2 separate regions of the Homo sapiens genome follow, and region 1 is linked to region 2. A link is a loop called in an ENCODE intact Hi-C map of the cell type or tissue named here. Cell type or tissue: ovary. All regions are shown on one strand. Each heading gives the region's core, and the rest is flanking DNA. Links, peaks and the distances in the headings are about the cores only. Region 1 has its middle 36 kb from the start of BNIP2. Region 2 has its middle 76 kb from the start of ANXA2.

What was found. A loop is a pair of places that touch in the nucleus more often than their neighbours do. Peaks named below come from ENCODE experiments on the same cell type or tissue, not always from the same donor. Only the 100,000 strongest peaks of a DNase experiment are listed, where the experiment ranks them.
Region 1: a loop joins it to region 2, with 6 times the contacts of the local background. A loop is called at or near these places in 70 of 110 quality-filtered maps.

The regions. Positions count from the first base shown.
Region 1 is chr15:59,720,976-59,730,153 of GRCh38, forward strand. No RefSeq gene overlaps it. Among named protein-coding and RNA genes, the nearest start is that of BNIP2, 36 kb to the left of the region's middle. In ovary, for the core only: no CTCF peak of the experiment used is centred there; a DNase peak (open chromatin) is centred at 4,076.
Region 2 is chr15:60,317,296-60,326,473 of GRCh38, forward strand. No RefSeq gene overlaps it. Among named protein-coding and RNA genes, the nearest start is that of ANXA2, 76 kb to the right of the region's middle. RefSeq lists an enhancer at 1-500. In ovary, for the core only: no CTCF peak of the experiment used is centred there; no DNase peak of the experiment used is centred there.

The sequences.
Region 1 (9,178 bases), core at 1,895-5,894, 600 kb before region 2:
AGTTGTAATTCCTTAGAAATCTAATTCCGTGTTTCGGTGCTCTTGAGTCTGATAAAAGAAACAACAGGCCAGGGAGATGACATAAGTTCCATATGCTACAGCAAGTCTTTTTTTTTTTTTTTTGGAGACAGGGTCTCACTCTGTTGTCACTCAGGCTGGAGTGCAGTGGCGCAAACACAGCTCACTGCAACCTTGACCTCTTGGGCTCAACTGATCCTCCCATCTCAGCCTCCCAAGTAGAGCTAGGACCAAGAGTGTCCTAGCCACCACACTTGACTATTTAAAAATTGTTTTTTATAGGGACGGGGTCTTGCTATGTTGTCCAGGCTGGTCTCAAACTCCTAGACTCAAGCAATCTTCCTGCCTTGACCTCCCAAAGTGCTAGGATTACAGGCGTGAGCCATTGTGCCTATCCCTACAGCAGGTCTTAAGAGGACTATAGTCATTGGCAAATGGGTTGATTTCTTTGGGTATATCTGCCATAAAGTAGGCATGAAGTCACATTTTTCTAATACGACTTCTTTTTCCTTATTCCCCTTCAACCTTTCTAAGGCTTTCTAATAAAGATTGGCTCTGAAGGGCTCTTGCAGGCACCCTGATTCAGATTCATGAGGCGTGCTGACTCTTGGCCTGGGGATAAGAGCATCCAATCCTTTGAAAAAGTCTTCTCATTTCTCCAATGAATAGCACAGTGTCCTGTTTCTGCTGGGCCTCATTTATCATTCCTAAGAAAAATCTCTTGCAGCCAGACAGATTGTCTTTGAGGGACCATATCATATTCTCTGTTTTTCACAGGCTCTAATACTTAAGGTGCCTTCTAATTGCCTTTCTAGAAACTTTTAGAGGACTCAATAAATTCCTTAGAAGGCAGATTTCTAGATTTTAAGGACTTAGTGAGATGGGGGCAAATTCTTTTTAATCTGAGTGCCTGAAACACTGGTTGAGATTCTGAGCTTCACCTGAATTCCCTGGGAAAGGGAACTGTGGCTGAGTGCTGGTGTTTGACAGTAGCTTGGGAGAGGGTGGCAGCCCTGTGCCACGCATTTCCCTTCTCTGACTTATTGACCTCTTAATGCTGCTTCCAATCCTTTTTCGGACTCAGGATAGCGCAGAAATGATTCCACATAACCGCCACTAGTTTTTCATTTCTGTGTCTGATTCCTGTGTCACTCTGACTGCATCAGGGTAGTGCTGTGGTGTGTTCATTTCCCTGAAGAGCGCTGTCAATCACCCTCGGTCTTTAAAGTTCAATCCCAGTGAATCGCTAAGACTGTATCTGGTGTCTCTTTCCTGCACGTGGGCCTCATACAGTGGGGGCTGGGGCATGGGGAGAAGAGGATATCTACTTTCATATGATCTGCACAGGACATTAACAGAGGAAAAATGTCCCATCACTGTCAATGGAATGAATATTCTATCAAAATGGCTCTCTCATTCTCCAGTATTGAGATTAAGTTTACCTGCTGAACATGGTAAAATTTATTTCGGTGGCCTATGACCACCATTTATCAGCTCCCGACCCCTATCTATATAAAACAATAAGCATGATCTTAAGGCACTCTTAGGGGCTGTCTAAGAGATGTATATTTGCTGACATACAACCTGACTGAAGCCAAACACCATTACCCCTGTGACTGATTGGAGGGCGGCCTTAACTGAACAGTTTTATTTCCTTCCAGCAGCTGAGCTCCCTGACCATGCGAGCTGAGCTGACACGGCATTTCAAGTCCTGTTACCAGCTCAACGGTTCTCTTGTAAAAAAAAGCACCTCTTCATTTAGCCTCTCCATCTTGATCATTGCTGATGGGCTATCAATAATTTCAAGTTGGGTGAGCAGTTGGCTGAAGGTTAAATAAATTCTCTCGGCTGTTTGCATGATTATATCCAAGCGGAAGGATTCCAGTTTGAAGCGGGCTTCTTGCAAGTACTCCTTGGAAATGTTTCCAGAGTCAGAAAAGTTAAGAAATTCAGTTTTGGAGGCCCAAGTGCACTTGAAATGGAAATAAAGTCAGACATCGTAAGAACCTTGACATTTTAAAAAATGGGTTTTTCTGTATTTCAGATTTTCCTCAGAGTAATTTAGAACCCCAAAAGCCCACAGTATTAATTATTAGCAGGAGAAATTCTCAATACACTAAAGTGCTATTTTGGATATTGTTTTTTTTCTTTATTTGAGATGGAGTTTCACTCTTGTTGCCCAGGCTAGAGTGTATTGGCGCGATCTCGGCTCACTGCAACCTTCTCCTCCCAGGTTCAAGCAATTCTCTTGCCACCTCAGCCTCCAGAGTAGCTGAGATTACAGGCATGCGCCACCATGCCCAGCTAATTTTTTGTATTTTTAGTAGACAGGGTTTCACCATGTTGGTCAGGCTGTTTTCAAACTCCTGACCTCAGGTGATACACCTGCTTCGGCCTCCCAAAGTGCTGGGATTACAGGGGTATTTGTTTTTTAAAAATGAGCAAAATTATATTTTCAGGAATTTCAGCCAATAGCAATAAGGGTAGGAAGGTCTGTCATGAATTGCAGTCTTACCGAATATGGTTTTCAGTTGCTAAATAGTGAGCTTTTAAGTACTTTATTCACATTCAGGAGATAATTCTCTTTTTTTAGAATAAAATTTGTCTTTGGTTTTTCTCCCCCCATTCCAAAAGTGATATATATTGGTTACGGAATTTGGAGAAAATAGAGTTAAGCAAAAAGGAAATAAAAGTCATCCATGAGAGCTAACTGTTCCCAATGTGTTATAGTATACCTTCCTATTTTCTTCTATGCAAATGTACTTGTAATTTTTTCTCTAAGATGTGATTTAATTAATACAAAATGTTGTGGTTTCATATACACAGTGCCATAGTCTGAATGTGTCCCCTCAAATTCATGTGTTGGAAACTTAATCCCTGATGCAACAGTGTTGGGAGGTGCCTTCTGGGAGGTGCTGAGGTCATGAGGTTTCTGCCTTTGTGTTAGGCTGTTCTTGCATTGCTAAATGTCTGAGCCTAGCTAATTTATAAAGAGAAGAGGTTTAATTGACTCAAAGTTCTGCATGCTGTACAGAAAGCATGGCACCAGCGTCTGCTTAGCTTCTGGGGAGGCCTCAGGGAGATTTAACTCATGGCAGAAGGCAAAGCGGGAGAAGGCACTTCACATGGCCAGAGCAGAAGCAAGGGAGAGGGGAGGTGCCAGATACTTCTCTCTCTCTCTCTTTATTTATATTTTGAGACGGAGTTTCACTCTTGTCACCCAGGCTGGAGTGCAGTGGTGCCATCTCTGCTCACCGCAACCTCCACCTCCCGCGTTCAAGTGATTCTCCTGCCTCAGCCTCCGAAGTAGCTGGAATTACAGGTATCTGTTACCACACCCAGCTAATTTTTGTATTTTTAGTAGAGACAGGGTTTTGCCATGTTGGCCATGCTGGTCTCAAACTCCTGACCTCAGGTGATCCCCCCGCCTCGGATAAGAAAACTGAGACTTGGAAGGGTTGGGTACTTTGCTCAATATTATACACAGAGTATTTGCTCAATATTATACACAGAGTAAGTAGCAGAGCTGGAATTTGAATTTATGCTAACTGGCTCCAAAGTGCATTCTCTTAAGCACTATGTATACTGCTATACAAAAACACAACCCATTCATATTTTATGTGAACTTGAATATGGTAATTTGAAATCACATAATAAACATGTATAAATTGAATCACTCTTTTTTTGAGACAGAGTCTAGCTGTGTCACCCAGGCTGGAGTGCAGTGGCGCAATCTTGGCTCACTGCGACGTCCGCCTCCCGGGTTCAAGCAATTCTCCTGTTTCAGCCTCCCACGTAGCTGGGATTACAGGCACGTGGCACCATGCCCAGCTAAATATTATATTTTTAGTAGAGATGGGGTTTCACCATGTTCGCCAGGCTGGTCTCAAACTCCTGACCTCAGGTGATCCACTTGCTTCGGCTTCCCAAAGTGCTGGGATTACAGGCATGAGCCACCATGCCCAGCCTTGAATCACTCTTTATGCACAAAATTTAAAATGATACAAATGTTTCCAAATGAAAAAAAGTAAAAAATCTCCTAATTTTGAAGTCACCTGGTTGAGTGAATTGTAAACTGTGTGACGCTAATGCCACATGGTGGCGCCACTTCAACGAGGAAATAAATACCAACTACCCTTTATCAGCTCTATGGGAAAACCACAGTCTTTAACTACGCTTGAGAATAACCTTTAAATACAATGTAAGCCCTAAGAAGTTGGCTTCTTACTTACTGTAGCCTGGATCAGACTGTCTGGGTTCACTTCAGATGAAAGATGTTAGCTTCTTATGTTATCCTCACGGTGACTTTGAGTGACATATTAATTTCAAAGTTTACTTTCAAAAAGGCAAGGATTTGGGAGACAAAATGGCTAGGACATTTGGTAATTGAGCAGTAACTGAATACTTTTTACTTCTACCACCACATCTCAACCAGACCTTGCCTGTGAAATACACAGATAAAAATCGTACCACACCTGGTGCCCCCTTTTTGGGGAATGATGCAAATTGTTTCAAATTGGACAGTGGACTCTCCAGGTACTTTTTGTTGCTGTAAGACCCACATTGTTTATTTTATTAATATCTTATCTCAATGTAAATGTACTATATGCATTTTATTACCAGTTAAAGAAGATTGTAATCAATTTTCACGTGATGTATGTGTGTGTATACGTACATTTAATACATCCTTTAAAATATTAGGAATATTGTGGAATGTTATTAAACCAGGGTGGGATATTACTAAAAAAATAAAACTAGCAGACCCTTAGTGAATGTTTTTCCACTTGGAAAGTTTATGGCTATAAAGCTAAGAGTACTACTTGCTAGAGCATGAGAATAACTAAAAAGACTTACCCAAAGCATCGTTTCATCAAGAAATGAAATCTGGACAGTCTTTCTATTGCAAAGGGATCAAAACATATTGAAGTCATAATTTACTGAACTAATAATCATTTTACTATAAGTTCAAGGCAAAAGTGAATTCCTCATAAGAAAATAAGTTTATCTCATATCATTTAAGAACTGTCAGTTTATTCACAGGCCAGTGTTAATATACATGCCAATATACTAGAAATATACACCTAATAAAACTGGAGGTTACAGTAAGTCATTAATTAAGACTGGTGGCTTTGGCAAACCATCTGAATTAACTTTACAGACTCATATCAAAAGTGTTCTCTAATAGTTGGAGCTGAGGCTGGATTCCAGCTTCATCCCTCCTGGACCCCCTGAACTTTTTTTATTTGAAGAGGGCTATCTGCCTATTCCAGACTTTATTTCCCTGGAAACAAAAAAGAATATGCACAAATCACTGTATTTTGGATTTGAATATTATATTTAAAAAATGTATTTAAGGCCGGGCACGGTGGCTCATGCCTGTAATCCCAGCACTTTGGGAGGCCGAGGAGGGTGGATCACCTGAGGTCGGGAGTTCGAGAGCAGCCTGGCCAACATGGAGAAACCCTGTCTCTACTAAAAATGCAAAAATTAGCCAGGCGTGGCGGCTCATTCCTGTAATCCCAGCTACTTGGGTTTCTTTGAAAGGGTAGCTCACAGAATAAAGTAACATTCACTGACCAAAAACTATCTATAAATATCAAAGCATGTATATTAAAATGTCTTCCCTAAAGCCCTAGGCTCTGTTTTGTTGGCACCATTTCATGCACTGTAAATGGAAGGTGAATGCCCATTAAGGAGAATAAAGGAAAAGTGAGTGCTCCTTGTTCTCTTATTTGACCTCCAGCAGGTCAAGGAAGACAGATGATGGGATGGCGCTAAAAAGGCAGCCCCATTATTGAGAGATGAGAGAGCAGCAGCATTTACAGAGGAATTACCGTGAGCACATATGGGGACCAGTGCCCAGGAGAAGAAACTTGGCAGAATGATTCTGAACACAAACACTGAAGCCAAACTGCTTGGGGTTCTATCCTGCCCCTACCACTGTATGATCTCAGACACATTACTTAACCTCTCTGTGTCTCAGTTCCCTTGCCTGTAAAATGGGGAGAACCTACCTCAGAGGGCTGTTGTGAGGATTCAATGCATCAATGTGTGGAAAGCACTTAGAACAGTATTTGGCACAATTTACTCATTGAAAAAAAAATAGGTTTTACCATAGTGTTCTTCAGTTCCCTTAATGGCTACAGTGAAGTCTACATCCTGACTCTACATCTGTAAAGTTACCTTTGAAAACTGCAAGTGAATGCTTGTCAACCTCCTGCATGCAGGATCATGTTGAAACTCTTTGGCCAAGTACAGAGAACTTTTACAACTTCTTCCTTCTGCCTTCCCAGTTCTTGAACCCTAACTCCACAGCCCCCACATTCCAGACACACAAAACGATTTACTCTTCCCCAAATCCGGCAGGTTCCATGCCTCCAAACTTTGCTTATGCCGGTCCTTCTTCCTGAAATATCCTTTCCTCCTTGTCTAGCTAGTGAAACCCATCTAGGCCTAGTTCAAATGCTGCATCCTCTAAAAGGCCTCCTGAACCACTCCTCTGCCTGTCTGCCTGTCCCTCCTCCCATAGCATCACCCCATACTGAGGAATAAATCATTGTCACTTCTGTACTCTCATAGAAACTTAAATGTCATTATACTACATATAGCTCTAGATTACAAATGTCTAGAGGTCATCTGTTTCCCCAAACATCTGGTAAATAACTATTTGTGGCATGCAAGTTGTTTATAATGTTTTAGTACACAGGATCACTTTCAGTGCAGCCTCATCTTCTGCCTTTAACTATTCCCACCCCAGGTTCTGATCTCCTGAAGAGACCTAGGTTTTCTAATTAAGTCTTTATCTGGGATCACATTAATTTGCCCAGACACCATGGCCAGAGCAGCCCAAGCCACTCCTTCCTGATAATTAGGAGCGGGTGGTACTGGAGCTGAGACTGGATTCCAGCTTCAACCCTCCTGGACCCACTGGACTTTTTTTATTTGAAGAGGGCTATCTGCCTATTACAGACTTTATTTCCCTGGAAACAAAAAGGAGTGAGCAGAAATCACTGTATTTTGGATTTGAATATTATATTTAAGAAATGTATTTAAGGCCAGGCATGGTGGCTCACGCCTGTAATCCCAGCACTTTGGGAGGCCAAGGCGGGTGGATCACCTGAGGTCGGGAGTTCGAGAGCAGCCTGACCAACATGGAGAAACCCCGTCTCTGCTAAAAATACAAAAATTAGCCAGGCGTGGTGGCACATGCCTGTAATCCCAGCTACTTGGGAGGCTGAGGCAGGAGAATAGCTTGAACCTGGGAGGTGGAGGTTGTGATAAGCCAATATCATGCCATTGCACTCCAGCCTGGGCAGTAAGAGCAAAACTCCATCTCTGCAAAAAAAAGAAAAAATACAAAAAATAAAAAATAAAAAAGAAATGTTTAAATACAGAACATGAGAGCTGTGCCTGCCATCTCTATTATCACCGCCTATAATTCCTTCTCTTTGTCTTAGGGCAGGGGAAAGATCTTGGGCAAGTGCTGTAGAAGGTCTTTCTTCCCTGCAGCTCTCTGTTGAGGCTGACGATGAAGCAAGCACTGGAATTGCAGCCGTTGTTACACTGTATGGCGATATGTGTTTGGGTACCAACATCAACATTTTTTCATGCTTTAAAGGTTTTTCTAAAGGGAAATCGCCAGTCATGATGACCTCACTACGACTAGAATACAGGTTTTTAAGGGAAATTTTTAAATTCTGTATTTTTACTACTGTGGCTTTCAATAAACATGCTTCTGGCATAGGTGGCATCATGAAAATGTAAAGTGTCACTCAGGATGGGTAGTTTTGTTTTTTTCTTTTGAATCTCCGTAACATTTTGAATCTATAATACTTCAACATTTCCGATCAGCAGAGACCCTGAGTAGCAAAATAAAAAAAAATTATTAGAAGATGTGTTTGTTAGTCATGAATATGGAAACTAATGAAGTACCCTGGGCGGTCAATGTGTTCTGAACTCTTAAGTAAGAACTACTTTGGAGGGTGAACAAATGAGGGGCTGATATATCTCAGTTATTTGTAAAATGCCTCTCCTACTCCCTACTGTTAGGAATAGGGTGTGGGACATTATTATGGACAGAAGGACAGAAAAGAGCCATCTAAGGTGTGTAAGTGATAGCATGAAAACACAATGGTGCCTCTTACATAATTTTAGGAGGGAGGATGTGTGAATTGACCCTCGTGCCCACTTCCAGCAAATGGGCCAATGTGCTATCCTATGCAAAAGTGCTGGAAGCCAGTGTTTAAGACTTTAGTTCTGAATGACTTTTTGTCATTGGGTACATCTGACATGATCTTTATTAAACACATACAGTGTTTTAAGGTAAAGGGAGAGTGTGGGCATTCAAAGCATTCTCTAGCCGTTGTCCTCCCTGGAGCAGTGAAATGGAAATGAATGGCCTCCCGGAAGGTTTCTGTGCCTGTCTTCACCCTACTTCATACCCCACCCTACCAACTCTACTTTTAGCTATAAAATGGTTTTGTTGAAGACAAATTTTGGCATTAGAATTTAGTTTGCGTTTAAATCTTATTTTACTTAACACACCTAACTTTTTCCCTGAGTTGTGCTATAAAAAGAAGGCAGGACACAATACTTATATGCACTGTTTTGTGAGATGGACTGTCTCACACAAGCCTTCAAGGTGGGAGGTGTTCTTCCCATCACACATACAAGGAAACCATGTTTCCCAGTCATTGTGCAGCTACATGCTGTGGAGCAAGGATTAAGACCCTTGTCTGTCTGTGGCCAAGTCTCCTTCTACTATTCTAGGGGCTGGAAAACTATGATTCGTGGACTGCCTCCTGTTTTTGTAGAGTTTTACCAGGACACAGTCACGCACATTCATTTACCTATTGTCTATGGCTGCCTTTATGCTATAATGGCAAAACTGAATGGTTACTTTATTAGTCTGTTTTCACACTGCTATAAAGAACTACCTGAGACTGGGTAATTTATAAAGAAAAGAGGTTTCATTGACTCACATTTATGCATGGCTGTGGAGGCTTCAGGAAACAGTTACGGTGTAACGTGAAGGGGAAGCAAGGTGCCTTCTTCACAAGGTGGCTGGAGGGAGAATGAACACGGAGGAACTACCAAACACTTATAAAATCATCAGACCTCATGAAAGCTCACTGACTATCACGAGAACAGATTGGGGGAA
Region 2 (9,178 bases), core at 2,839-6,838:
TCACCTGGGAGCTTGTTAGAACTGCAAACTCGGGGCCAGGCACGGTGGCTCACGCCTGTAATCCCAGCACTTTGGGAGGCCAAGCAGAAGGATCACTTGAGGCCAGGAGTTTGAAACCAGCCTGGGCAAGAGTAAGACCCCATCTCTACAAAAAATACAGAAAACTTAGTCAGGCCTGGTGGCTTGCGCCTGTAGTCTTAGCTGCTTGGGAGGCTGAAGCAGGAGAGATCACTTGAGCTCAGGAGCTCTAGGTCACAGTGAGACATGATCGCACCACTACACTCCAGCCTGGATGACAGAGTGAGACCCTGTCTTAAAACAAATGCAAACTGTATTAGTTCATTTTCACACTGCTGATAAAGACATACCCAAAACTGGTAACAAAAAGAGGTTTAATTGGTCTTATGTTCCACATGGCTGGGGAGGCCTCAGAATCATGGCAGGAGATGAAAGGCACATCTTATATGGCGGCGGCAAGCAAAAATGAGGAATAAGCAAAAGCAGAAACCCCTAATAAACCCATCACATCTGATGAGACTTATTCTCTATCACAACAATAGCACAGAAAAGACTGGCCCCCATGATTCAATTACCTCCCCCTCGGTCCCTCCCATCATAACACATGAGAATTCTGGGAGATACGATTCAAGTTGAGATTTCAGTGGGGACACAGTAAAACCATATCACAAACTCTCAAGCCCCACCCAAGACCTGCTGAATCAGAAATCCTGGAAATGGGCCCAGAAATCTGGGTTTTAACTGGTGCTCCAAGGGGCTTCCTCTGCGTGCTAAGGTTTGAGAACCACGGGCCTACGTTATCAAAACTAATCACTTTGAAATTTATTATCTTTCTTTCCTTTTTTTTTTTTTAATGCTATGAAGGGTGTGTTGAGGAGAAATTAGCAAGGCTGGGCCTTCCCGGCATCGTCCTCTACAACACAGTCACTGGCAATTCCCAAAGACCAGAGTCTCTTTGTGTGTTTCCTGCAAAATTCAACATAACTCACATACTTTGTTTTTGCCTGTCCATTCAAGACACAATGTAACCCCACAGTCCCTTGTGAACACACATCCCATTTGCACATGTCAAGTATCTGATTCATTTAGACTTATCCCAATCGCTTAATGTGCGCAACAGAAGCCTCCTGGTATTCTAGCTCTAAACAGTTGAGTTAATACCCTTGGACAAAGCGGGCCTGCTGTTTGGGTGAGCTCCCATGGGTCTGACAGCCACAAAGAGAAGCTTGTTGAATGCTCACATAAAAAGAGAAGAGATAGGAGGCAGATACTCTGATCTTTATGACCCTCTGATTATTCTATCAGTTAGTTAAAACATAAATCCATCCCCTGACTTAACAAAATACTATTTTACTTCCTTTTACCCCATATTTTATCTTTTATAGGCAATAAAACATAAAAACCTTACAAAGGTTATGTTCTCATCAATTTTTGCACTAAATGACAATAAATTAAGTGTAGGTTACTGCAGCAGCAACATAGATGTCAGCTTAAAACTTCCTTGAAAGACAACCTCCCACCATTAGAGTTGAAAGCTGCTAATCAAAGATTTCTTGATTAAAATTAACACCCGATTTTAAAATGGCAATGCTGCTCTATTTCTTTAAGTAGTTAGGGAGTCTCTAGCCCTTTCTCTTGTTTCTTAAAATCTGTTTTAGGAGTCCACAAATAAAAAAGAATGTAAAAAAGTGAAAAATTTATTTATTGGGCACACACAAGAAACACTTTGTGGAATCACTTTGAGTTTAATGTCTTTCAGCTTTTATTATAATAAACAGCCTCCCAAACCTTCACAGCACTAAACAGGTATCAGATGTATAAACTAAAAATTTATTTTTTATTTATATGAAAGTCATTCAACCAATATTTGTCAAGAGGTTACATTAAATTAAGGTTAATTAAACGAGCTGGTAAACATAAAGCATCTAGAACAAAACCTGGCACATAGAAAAAGCCCAGCAAGTATTAGTTATCCCTTGTGCATTATTATTGTCATTGCTGTTATTATGATATGTGCTATTATGTGCTATGTATTAGAAATACAATGACAAGCTAAACAGATATGGCTCTCCCACTCTCCTGAATTTCAAGTGCAAGTGGCAAAGACAGACATCAATCAAATAATCACACAAATAAATGTAAGTTACAAATTGTTACAATGAAAACATAACCCATTTCAGGGAGGGGGCACTAAAAACTCAGAGTAGTTTCATATCGTTTTGATTTTGAAATCTCTTGGATATTAGGGAGGCTGAAGTGGGAGGATCCCTTGAGCCCAGGAATTTGAGGCTGCACTGAGCTATGATCATCCCACTGCAGTACAGCCCGGGCGACAGAGCAAGGCCCTGTCTGGAAAGAAGGAAGGAAGGAAAGGAGGGGAGGGGAGGGGAGGGGAGGGAGAAAGAAAGAAAGAGAGAAATCTCTTAGATAGTAATTTGGACCAAATCATGATTCTTCCTCCATTGCTTTTCAAGATCCTTCTATATTACTATGCAAATTCCAAATGGAAAACAGCCAAAAAGATATGCAAACAAATATTCACATTACATTACTGTATCACTCAACTCCAGAAATGTTTTCCACAAATTTGTAGATTAAAACTTACATTTTTTATACTGTTAACATTTTCAAATACAGAAACTGGGGTATCCCAAGAAACAAGCCAGTGGTCAGATACATATATTCAATGAAACTTTCATGAATTTTTCAGAACTTTATGAATAAATCCCAAATTAAAGCTAGGGTTTACCTCTTAGTTTGCAATCCACTTGCTTGAATCTTATGACTATTTCTAGATTGTAAGTTACTTTGTTAAAAATATTTTTTATTCCCTTCATATGTTTTTTAAGCCTTAAGATAGGTTTTCTGGTGACTTCACTTAGAGCCAAAAGCAGGAAAGAAAATACGTGATCACAGAATGTGGAGGACCCATTTTTTTAATAGACCCTATTTGACAAGAGAACTGGGAAGATTCAGAAAGGCCCAGGGACGTGTTGACTGGCAGAGTCACACCACAGAGGGTGGAGCCGGAAGGAAACCCTCAGACCATCCCCTCAACTTCTGTAGCACATGGTGGAAGGGCCAGGATCGGGGTCCACGGGTCTACATCTGGATCCCAGCTCCACTGCATCGTGTCTGAACTTGGGGCAGGTAGCTTTACCTTTTTCAGGCTCCTGCTCTATGAAGTGGGTAGCCACCTCATTAGGAAGCAGTGAGGATGAGGTGACAGAATGCATGCCAGTGCTTCTCAGCAGAAACCGAAACAGTGAGTACTAGTTAGCATCAGGGCAAGCTTTTCAAAACCCTGCCTCCTGATGAGATAAGATCCAAAATTACAACTACAAAAACACAAACAAACTGAGACCTGGAAAGCCAGTTTCCACTGTCCATGAACTGAGGCAGAAGAACAGACCCCTGTGCTTCCCATGAGCTGACCATTACCTGTTCCAGCCAGGCTGACTTCTTTCCCCTAGGGCCACCTGGAGAAGTCAGTGTAGTGGTCAGCTCATAGGGAAGCACATTTCCTCTGAGCCTTTAGAGGCCTCTATGCCCTGACCTCTCAATTCATTCTACCCTGACCCACACCTCATAGGGTTATTTATTACTAGACTAGAAATTGTAGCTAAACCAATAGCTCAATTAGAACTTTGCAATCAATTTCTGTGTGCCTAGGAGTTTAATTCCATAGGCTAGTCATACGAAGGAAAAAAGACAGTCATCCAAAACTCTTTCATTCATCCATTTAAAACATTTATTAAGTACATGCTGTGTGCCAAGCTCCAGGCTAAACCCTAAATATAAAGGTGCATAAGAGAGTCTTTGTTGTTAAGGTGCTCACCATCTTGGGGGAGGAAGGCACTTAATAGATAATGATAACATGGTATAATGACAAAGTTATACACAAAATGTTAAAATGTTTTTAGTTTTAGGAATTTGGTCTGGAAAGTAAAATATTCAGAACTTAAAGAAAAAAATACCATTCATCAATAATAACTATTTTATCTTCTTTATTAGCTAATTAATACATCAGTTGTAATAGAACCATAAAATGAAGATAAGCAAAAAGAAAAATATTACCTATATTCTTACCTATATTATTTATTTACATTCTAAATAGCTACTGTTAACACTTAGCTGCATGGCCTTCTGCAACTTTAAATATATATCTTTTTCTAAACAAGATATAAGACCATTTTATGCATGGTATGATAATATGAGTTTTTCACTTATCAGTTGATATGGTTTGTCTGTGTCCCTACCCATTATCCTAGGTGAAGTAACTCAGAAACAGAAAGTCAAACACCAGGGTCTTGCTTATAAGTGGGTGCTAACAGCGTACACACATGGACATACAGAGTGGAATAAGAGACAATGGAGATTACAAAAGGTGGGAGGGTAGGAGCGGGGGACAGTTGAAAATTACCTCTTGGGTACAACGCTCATCATTTGGGTGATGGGTACAGTAAAAGCCCAGACTTTATTAATGTGTAATATGTGCGTGTAAGAAATCCACCCTTGTATCCTCTAAATATATAAAAATTAAAAAAAAATAACTTGTCTGTGTGGGGAAAATGGTGTGGAGAAGGTCTCTCTCTGTTGCCCTGTTGCCCAGGCTACAGTGCAGTGATACAATCATAGCTCACAGCAGTCTCAACCTCCTGGACTCAAGCAATCCTCCCATCTCAGCCTCCAGAATAGGTGGGACTACAGGCACCAGCCACCATGCCCAGCTAGTTTTAATTTTTCTTTTTCTTTTTTTTTTTTTTAGAAACAGGGTCTCACTATGCTGCCCAGACTGGTCCTGAATTCCTGGTCTCAAGCGATCCAACTGCCTTGTCTTCCAAAAGTGCTGGAAGGACTTGGGGCAGAGCAAGGTGACAGATAGAAGGCTCCACTGACCATCCACTCAGCAAGCCCACCAATTTAACATCTACACCAGCAGCATTGGCGTCAGTCACTGCACCTGGCTGGGATTACAGGTGTGAGTCACTGCACCTGGCCAATTTATCATTTTAAATGATTGCCCAGCATTCTACTATTGATACCAGAATTTCTTTAGCTACTCTCTACTGTTGGATATTTAGACTGCTTTCAATCTTTTGGCTGTCATAAATATTACAATATTCTATTCACAAAGCTCTTCAACCTAGTCCAGTTATTTTTCCAGAATAACTTCCTAGACGTGGAATTGTTGGATCAAAGGGTGTGCATCTTTAAGACTTTGATAACTATTACAAAACTGCCCTCCAGAAAGCTTGTACCGTTAAATACCACCATTTCCCCCTATCATCACCCTCACTGCATAGCAGCACTCTTTTTCCTCTTCGCATTTAGTATTTTTACATTTCAATGGGCCTACTGTAGCTAAAAATATCGTTTATGGCAGCATCTTTTTTAGAAGTAATGACACTTGCTGAAATTAGGCAGTTTTGAGCTGTGCCATAATCCTAGTTTGGGTGTGGGGCATCAGTGCTTCTCAGACTCTACCATGCATTGAGGATCTTGTTAAATTGCAGATTGATTCATTAGGTCTGGGTTAGAGATTGAGTTGCTGCATTTCTAACAAGCTCCAGGGAACACCGATGCTGCTGGTCCAAAAACTACACTTTGAGGAGCTTGAGCAATTCACTGAACTGCAAAGGGCCTCTGTTTACCCATCTGTGAAATGAAAAGCTTGGAGTAGCCGGTCTTTGAGTGCCTTCTTTTTCCACTCCACCCCCCGCCCCTGAGACGGAGTCTCACTCTGTTGCCCAGGCTGGAGTGCAATGGCGTGATCTCGGCTCACTGCAACTTCCACCCCCCGGGTTCAAGAAATTCTCATGTCTCAGCCTCCGGAGTAGCTAGGATTACAGGCACCAGCCACCACGCCTGGCTAATTTTTGTATTTTTTAGCAGACATGGGGTTTCTCCACGTTGGTGAGGCTGGTCTTGAACTCCTGACCTCGGGTGATCCACCTGCTTCAGCCTCCCAAAGTGCTGGGATTACAGGCGTAAGCCACCACGCCCGGCCTAAGTTCCTTATCTCCAACAGTGAAAGAAGTTGTCCCTTGAGCAAATATAACTAGGTGCATCCTGAATTTTTCACTAGGACAGTTGTGAATATCTTCTTCCCTTCATCCCGCAGGACTGCACGCAGGTCCACAATGAGGAAACAAAGTGTGAGGCCAACCAAGCAGCTGACATTCAAGCAGCCACTTCTCAAGGGAAAAAACACCCCTGAAAGAGAACACTCTGCTCCAACTGGCATTTCTCCTGGTAGTGCATGATTATAACGATGTACATCATTTTCTTTTCCCAAAAGGAATAGATTTAGCAAGAACCTGAGGCTAATTCGCCCATTAAGGGAACAAAGAGTGAAATAAGGGAGGAGAATTGACAGAAATATTGCATCCGTAAATACCTTGCCAAAGAGCTTGCAGAAGTCAGCTCTCGGCACAGGGAGTCTCAGTGTCTTCGACAGAATTTGACTTGTCCTGGCTACTCCCTTCTGTTTGTTTCTCCCGCATGCTTTTCTGCAACACTAAAAGGTAGGCAGAAGGACAATATTAAAAGATGGGCAGAAGCAGCTCAGAATGCCTGGGCTGACTCCAGTGGCCGCCTAAAATAATGGGGAATCTATAGACATCTTTTCTTGTTTACCAGTGGTGGGCAAATGCTGCCACGCTAGTTCTGTAAGAACATGAAACATGTGTTATTCACCCTGATAGAAGAAAAACTGTAAATGCGCTCTAGTTCAGTTAGGGTATCAGATAAGACCGTGAGTGGCTGTTGGGTTCAATTCTCTATTTTTGCAAAACTGGGCTGGAATTATTTACTTTTAGTAACAATGCATTCGCCCCACCTTCAAACATTTTTCTCCTCCTTCTTTCCTTTTACTGGAAGAGAGTTTCATTTGTTCACAAAACTCTTTTTCTCACTTTAATTTCCTTTAAATTCAGTCCGTTTTGACTCCTAAGGAAACTTTCATTTTTAAAAAAGGACCAAACTCCTTTGTTTTTCTCTTAGATGGATGATGCCCTGCCCTGCTCTCCAGCAGCCCCCACAAAGTTAGGAGGTTTTGTTTCTTAAATTAGGCCAGAACTAGTCATTCTGATGAACTCCAACTCCAATCAAGGACATTGGCCAATCTGTCAGAACCTAAAATAAAAATAAATCCACTAGCAGTGTCTTCCACTTTGAATGTTTATCCTGCTGGGTGCCCCTCTTTCTTTCTGCAATGGAAGAACCCGCTTCCATTTTGCAAGTCTGTGTGTGCCCCCTCGTTTGGAGCCATTTGCAATCTCTTGCACTCCCGTTTCAAGGTGGAGCCCCAGCCAAGATGAGTTTCTCTGAAGAGCTGCTACCCTAATTCCTCCCGTTCACTTCGAAGCTTGTCAGGGGGACCCAAGCAATAAGAAGGTCAATAGGAAAACAAATCCCACCTTATTAAGTCTTGTTTGATCTTAAAACCACATCATCCGAGATTTCAGCGACATTATGCTGGCTCCGCACAAGAGGAACAGAGTTTTCTTATGAAAATAAATTAGACAAGCACACAGAAGAAAAAGAAAATGATGTGCAACGGTTAAAATGTTTGAGAGCCTTACATGTGGCCAGCGAGCTCAGCAAAGGACACTGGTTTCTTTTTCTCTCTTCTTTAGTCTTTTATTCCCTACTCTCTGTTCTCCTTGCAGCAAAACAAATATTTTTCCTACCACAAATATTTTTAAGGTGCTACTTTTCAATTAACGATGTTTTATTTCTTTTGTGTGATGGGGTTTTTCTTTTTCGCACTGAAATGATAAAGACACTGAAGATGGCAAAGGGAAGCCCTAGGAACAGCCTTGCTACAATCCATCAGCTGCGATAATATCAAGATGAATATATTGTCAGGAATCTGTATGTAGCATTTCATTTATCCTACCCACTCTGCTAAGAGCGGCTCCCCCGGGGATTACATTATTATTCAAGCTTCCTGGACTCACTCCAAATGCATATTGCAACTACAATTCAAAGGGAAACTTATAAAAGGTGATAGGAAATAGACCTTCTACAGAACATTTTTTAAAAATTAACCTTTTCAGAGTTTAATTCCATCCTATATACCTATAAATAGACCAGCTTTCAGGAACTAAAAACTAATCCTATAGTAATAACACAAAGCTCAATTTCTCATTCCATACGATCATTAATATTACTTTAAAAATCACGAGAAATCTCTTCAACTTCTTAAGCATTGTAATTCATTTCTGTACACCAATTCAAGAAACCTCATTAGTTTAGGTGGCCTTTTTGCAATACCATCCAAGGCACGCAAATATTTGGAATTTTTACCTTAGGTCAGAGTTTAAGAAAAAAATGATTTCTCATTTCCAGAAAGGATTTATGAATGTAGAAAAATGCTTTTGTGACAGTGACATGTTTGTGTTACCTAATTCACAAATAAAATAAGCTATATAGAATATATGAAGTAAAAATCAAAAGGAAAAAAGAGAAAGGATTTTATATAAATGGTGGATAATTTTTAAGTAAAAAAAAATCTTGTTACATCCTTAACATTTTTAAATCTTGTTACATCCTTAACATTTTTTTCTATAACCCAGTTTCAATACTCCAATCAAATGTAAGATGGAAGAGCTTTGATTTGAGAGAAAAAAAATCCTTTGAACATTGATCGACATGTGATTTGTGCAATTATTTAACCTGGATTTAACTCCCTCTACTCTATGCTCAAATCACTTGATTGACTGAGATGCTGTTTCCATTGAGCTGGGTTTACAATTATCTTTAAACAAGCGAAACTTCAAAGGCTGCTCAATGGGTATTTTCCGTTCTTCATGAGAACTCGTAAATGTATAACCTGCATATAAACAAGTCACTCTACCTAATTAAATGGAATCTCTTCCTCTCTATTAAAAATTTAGAAGTGCTGCCTGGGTATAAACATGTCATCTCAGAAGGTGGGAGGAGAGACCCTCTTAACGTCCGTGAACAACCAGCTGAATCTCCTTTAAGCAAAGCCACGTTAATAATAGCACAGACACATAAATTATTCTAATTATTTTATTATCAGTAAAGATTGGTTAAACGGAAAGGGTGTTCATTGTTGGCAATTATGCCCTCAAGTTTTATCTGACTACTAGGGAAATGCAGTCCAGGGCTTTAATTTACTTCAGAGACC